2 separate regions of the Homo sapiens genome follow, and region 2 is linked to region 1. Evidence: chromatin loops called from intact Hi-C (ENCODE). Cell type or tissue: ascending aorta. All regions are shown on one strand. Links, peaks and the distances in the headings refer to the core of each region. The heading gives the core; the rest is flanking DNA.

The links. Peaks named below come from ENCODE experiments on the same cell type or tissue, not always from the same donor. Only the 100,000 strongest peaks of a DNase experiment are listed, where the experiment ranks them.
Region 2: it touches region 1 in a loop (2.8-fold over the local background); 1 of 110 quality-filtered maps calls a loop at or near these places.

What each region holds. Positions count from the first base shown.
Region 1 is chr3:27,676,396-27,679,312 of GRCh38, forward strand. No RefSeq gene overlaps it. Among named protein-coding and RNA genes, the nearest start is that of LINC02084, 35 kb to the right of the region's middle. In ascending aorta, for the core only: no CTCF peak of the experiment used is centred there; a DNase peak (open chromatin) is centred at 1,426; H3K27ac peaks cover 1,440 bases.
Region 2 is chr3:27,502,329-27,505,245 of GRCh38, forward strand. No RefSeq gene overlaps it. Among named protein-coding and RNA genes, the nearest start is that of SLC4A7, 19 kb to the left of the region's middle. In ascending aorta, for the core only: no CTCF peak of the experiment used is centred there; a DNase peak (open chromatin) is centred at 1,283; H3K27ac peaks cover 1,984 bases.

The DNA.
Region 1 (2,917 bases), core at 199-2,698:
GGAAGTTTCTGGCACTGCTGGAGAAAACGTGCTATATCTTGTGTTGGTAGAACTTAATTCTGAAGCTCTGCATAGTCCTGTTTACAGAGACTGCCTACCAGAAAATAAAGCCAACACTAAGAAGAGCTAGGCCAAGGGAAGGAGAGAGAATCCTGATGGCATTTTGTGAGACCTGAAGTAAGCATCACACCTTGAACTTCTCCGTTACGTGGATAATTTTAATTTCCTTTGTAATTTGAATGAGTTTTTGGCCACTGACAACCAAAAGAATTTTGACTGATACACGAGTAATGCAGTGTATTTAGGTGTTAAGCAAGCCTTTCCAGAGGTTGCCCTTCTACTGTGCTTATCTAAGTCCTATTTTTTTTCAAAGACCAATTAAAATATAGTGTTATCCTTGCAGCCTTTTAGAATCCCATCAGACTTTTGTGAATCCTTCCTCCTTTTAATTTCCCAAAGCATTTGTTTCCAATTGTCAATTATTATCCCTCCTTGTTTGTTTTAAATATATTCACACATCCTCTCTCTTCACATTGATTACAGTAAAATCCCAAGGTTAGGAACCATGTGTAGTAATGCATTCCTTTATCTCGGTGCTTTGAGTAGATTAGGGTTTCAGTAAATATTTGCTGATACATTTTAAGGGCTGCAGTATCTGTGATCCAGTTTTGTGTTCCATCTCAACTAACCCCAACACATGCCCAACATATACACTTACCCTCAACCAAACACATACACACTGTGTACACAGACCCCTAAACATACACATATTCTGAAGTCACTGATGCAGGGTGAGCTCCTTTTTATGTATTGCCATAAAGATCTATTTGGCAGAGCAAAGGGGGAGTGGGGAGAGGGAGAGCATCAGGAAGAATAGCTAATGCATGCTGGGCTTAATACCTAGGTGATGGGATGATCTTTGCAGCTAACCACCATGGCACACGTTTACCTATGTAACAAACCTGCATATCCTGCACGTGTACCGAGAACTTACAATAAAAGTTGAAGAAAAAATAAAAGATCCTATTAGGGAGAGGACAATTCCAGTAACTAAGTTCCTTAGGATTCAGAAATGGCTGAATGACAAGGATAGAAGTGTTTGGTTTCCTCACCCCCATCTCAACTGAAATGAAAAGGAGTGGTGAGGGGAAAAGCCATGTTGAGGAGAAAGGTGAGTCTGACTGAGTAATCTCTAACCCAGGAGAAGGCCTGTGCCCCGTAGCCAGCTTTAGAGTAAAAACAATAAAATGATTTTTTGCTGCATCATAAGTACATGTTACAACACCCAGGCACAGGCCTTGAAATAAATTATACAGGACTTGTAAGCAGCAGGATCTGGGTGGATGAGAATTTTAATAATAATGAAAATATGACTCAGGTCTTGGCTCTCCCCTAAGGCATTTCCAACTCTCTGACCTTGGTTGCATCATTGCTCTGCTGTGTGGAAAGAAGAGAGTGAGCGGAGACCCATGGAGCGAAGTGTTTTTCCTTTCCCTTTCTTCCAGCTTCTCTGGGTGAGTGGGGTGAAAAGTTATATAAGGTGATGTCTACCAGAGTGGTGAAAGAGAAAATCTTCACCAAAAGAGAAAAAATGAGGCTGGGCATGGTGACTCACACCTGTAATCCCAACACTTTGGGAGGCCAAGGCAGATGGATCACCTGAGGTCAGGCGTTCGAGACCAGCCTGGCCAAAATGGTGAAACCCCTCTTCACTAAAACAAAACAAAACAAAAATTAACCCAGTGTGGTGGCAGACGCCTGTGGTCCCAGCTACTCAGGAGGCTGAGGCAGGAGAATCACTTGAACCTGAGAGGTAGAGTCTGCAGTGAGCTGAGATTGTGTCACTGCACTCCAGCCTGGGCAACAAAGTGAGACTGTCTCAAAAAAAAAAAAAAAAAAAAAGAAAGAAAGAAAAGAAAACAAAATGAGTTTTAAAAAAATTTAAAGAATACAGTCAAGAAGTGAGAACACTCAGGGTCTTGAAGTCACTGAGGGGAGGTGTTTCAGTAGCTACTACTATTGCAATGAGTATCAAAGAGAGTCTTCTTGGTAGAATTTCACAAACAGTAATAGAATAGCTCACCTTTACTGTAGATGTATGATGTGCTAGGCACTACATTAACACTTTACATTTGTCTCCTCACCCAACCTCTCCTTACATGTGTGTTAGGCTGTATCAACATTCTGATTTTTACAGATGGGGAAACTGAGGCTTATAGAGAGTAAGAAGCTCTTCTAATACTGCACAGCAAGTGAGCAATGGAAATAGTCTTAGAGTTCAAGATCCTCTTATTCCATCCTTTTAACCTCTCCAAAATATGAAATAAGATGGTACTCAGAGAAATACCTTTGCTCTTTTCCTGGCAAAAAATCTTAGGGAAGGTACACCATAAAGAAACAAACACAGAAGTTCCTCCTGGTGCCTAAAACCCCCAAGTGCCCAAAGTCTAAATAGAGTGTAAACAGTTTGTCCTTACCCACAGTTTTGCTTTCCGAGGTTTCAGTTACCTACAGTCAACTGTGGTCTGAAAATATTACAGTATTTTGAGAGAAAGAGAGATATGACATTCACATAACCTTTTTTGTTTTTGTTTTTTGAGACAGAGTTTTGCTCTTGTTGCCCAGGCTGGAGTGCAATGGCGCGATCTCGGCTCACCACAACCTCCGCCTCCCAGGTTCAAGCGATTCTCTTGCCTCAGCCTCTGGAGTAGCTGGGATTACAGGCATTCACCACCATGCCTGGCTAATTTTGTATTTTTAGTAGAGACAGGTGTTTCCATGTTAGTCAGGCTGGTCTAGAACTCCCAACCTCAGGTGATCCGCCTGCCTTGGCCTCCCAAGGTGTTGGGATTACAGGCATGAACCACTGTGTCCGGCCTTTTTTTTTTGGAGTGCAGTGGCAAGATCTCAGCTCACT
Region 2 (2,917 bases), core at 215-2,714, 170 kb before region 1:
GAGGCCAAGGTGGTGGGGGGGATCACTTGAGGTCAGGAGTTCGAGACCAGCCTGGCCAACATAGCGAAAACCCATCTATACTAAAAATACAAAAATTAGCTGGGTGTGGTGGTGGGCACCTGTAATCCCAGCTACTCAGGAGGCTGAGACAGGAGAATCACTTGAACCCAGGAGGCAGAGTTTGCAGTGAGCTGAGATCTCGCCACTGCACTCCAGCCTGGGCAACAAAGCAAGTCTGTGACTCAAAAAAAAAAAAAAGAAAGAAAATAGAAATGACAATATAGAAAAATGGAACTGACCAAAAAAAGTTTTTTTTTTAAAAAAAGATATTTACTATAGAACTTCTACATTTAAATTGTAATTTCTGCATCAAGGTAGTAACCTTGGGATACTCTACATTTATTAAGAAATAATTTTTGGCCAGGTGCTGTGGCTCACGTTTGTAATCCCAGCACTTTGGGAGGCCGAGGCAAGTGGATCACAAGGTCTGGAGTTTGAGACCAGCCTGTCCAACATGGTGAAACTCCCATCTCTACTAAAAAGTACAAAAATTAGCTGGGCATGGTGACATGCACCTATAATCCCAGCTACTCGGGGAGCTGAGACAGGAGAATTGCTTGAACCCAGGAGGCGGAGGTTGTGGTGAGCTGAGATCGCACCACTCACTCCATCCTGAGCGAGAGAGTGAGACTCCGTTTCAAAAAAAAAAAAGGAAAGAAATAATTTTCAATGTTTGTTTAAAATAATTTTATAAATTCATATAAGGACCCCATATATATATATATATATTTTTTTTTTTTTTTTTTTTGAGGTGGAGTATCACTCTGCCACCCAGGCTGAAGTGCAGTGGTGCAATCTTGGTTCACTGCAACCTCCACCTCCCCAGCTTTAAGCGATTCTCCTGCCCCAGCCTCCCAAGTAGCTGGGAGTACAGGAGTGCGCCACCACACCTGGCTAATTTTTTGTTGTGTTTTTTTGAGACGGAGTCTCGCTCTGTGGCCCAGGCTGGAAGGAAGTGGCATGATCTTGGCTCACTACAACCTCCGCCTCCTGGATTCAAGTGATTCTCCCACCTCAGGCATCTGCCACCATGCCCGGCTAATTTTTGTATTCTTAGTAGAGATGGGGTTTCACCATGTTGGCCAGGCTGGTCTTGAACTCTTGACCTCATGATCCGCCTGCCTCGGCCTCCCAAAGTGCTGGGATTACAGGCATGAGCCATTGCGCCCGGACTAATTTTTGTGTTTTTAGTAGGGATAGGGTTTCACCATGTTGGCAAGGCTGGTCTCGAATTCCTGACCTGAGGTGATTCACCCTGCTCAGCTTCCCAAATTTCTGGGATTACAGGCATGAGCCACCATGCCCGGCCAAGAAACCCAATATGTTTAATTTGTGGTTTCATTGTTATAAAGCTTATTTTAGTCTCAAGTCATATGATTGCTATTATTTAGCTTTATAGTGCACTTTATTCGCCAAATGTGATCCCCAGAGACTTCTGGCTACTTTCAAAAAGTAAGTCCACTCCAAAGTAATTCCAAGAATAGATTTTCCAGTCTTGTCTGAATAATTCACTGCTTAACACCAGAATCTGGCACATAGTAGATGCTCAAAAAACTGTTAAACAAAGGAGTGACTTTCTCAAAAGTTCCAAAGTATTTTAAGAAATGACAACACTGTTGGAAAATCTCTCTAGGTGACTGCTTTGAAGAAACAACATGCAGTTGGTTCATCAAATTACTCTGATTAATCTTTTCAACAAATACTCATTGAGAACCAGGGCTTGCTACATAGTTTGTGGGGCCCAGTGAAAAATGAAAATGGAAAACTCCTTGTTCAGAAAGCAAGAAAAAAGTATTTTTCTTTCTTCTGCAGTCTCCTTCTCAACCTGAAATTATGTTTTATATTTGCTAGTCAATGTCGTGTTCCCTTGGGCATGTGGATATTTGCAGACCCTTGCAGACATTGCAGACTCTGTGAGTGACTCCACAGGTGGTCATAGTGCTCCTCCTGTGCCCAGATTGTTGGTGGGTGTGTGGGGATGTAGAAGGATGGCAGTAGTCACTGAGTAGGGGCAGGAGAGCATCCAGTGAGGTGGAACCAGGCTAGAGCCTAGACTTCAAACCCCTGGTGCATGCTCCATTGTTCCACTGGTCTTCATTTACAAAACACAAATTCAAAAATAAATTATTAAGTATAAGAGGACAACTGCTGAACATTAAATCCCAAGCCCACAGCTCCCTTCTCAGTGCTCATGAAGGTGGTTCTGTTGAGAATCTATTACGTGCTACTCCCTGAGGGTACTATATGAACAAGGCAAAGACTGGTGAACCTTTCTGCCTAACAGGGAAAGCAGACAAGAAAACAGGAAATTACTCTGCACTGGGTAAGGGCATTGATGGGAGTACAGGCAAACCCTGGTAGCTTCATTCCTGGGGTCAGGGAAAGAGGCTCAAACATAGAAACTGCTAGGTGAGACCTAATGTACAAAAAGGAATAAAACTAGAGAAAGTGTGCAGATAGAGGAAACAGCACTCGAAGAACCAGGGGTAGAAGAGAATGGGACATTCCAGGAACTAAAACAAACTGGCTAAAGTGGAAGGTGGGGACTTTCTCCATTATGTTAATGAGTTCCAACATTTTTTGCATTTTTTGAGGGCAGTGAGAGCCATTTGGAGGGATTTAAGGCAAAGTGACTTGATCAGTCTTGTGTTTATGTAAGATCACTCAAACTGCAATGGAGAGAATAAAAGTCCCAAAGGGCAGAATGAGAAAGTTTGGTAGGAAGACCCATCAAGGGCAAAGAAGAGGAAGCAGAGATTGGTTTGGGGATGTATGGGAGGCACTAGATAACTAGAGGGGCTTACACTGGGGTAAGAAAGACCCAGGATACTAAAGATTAAGCCATGAAGAATTCATT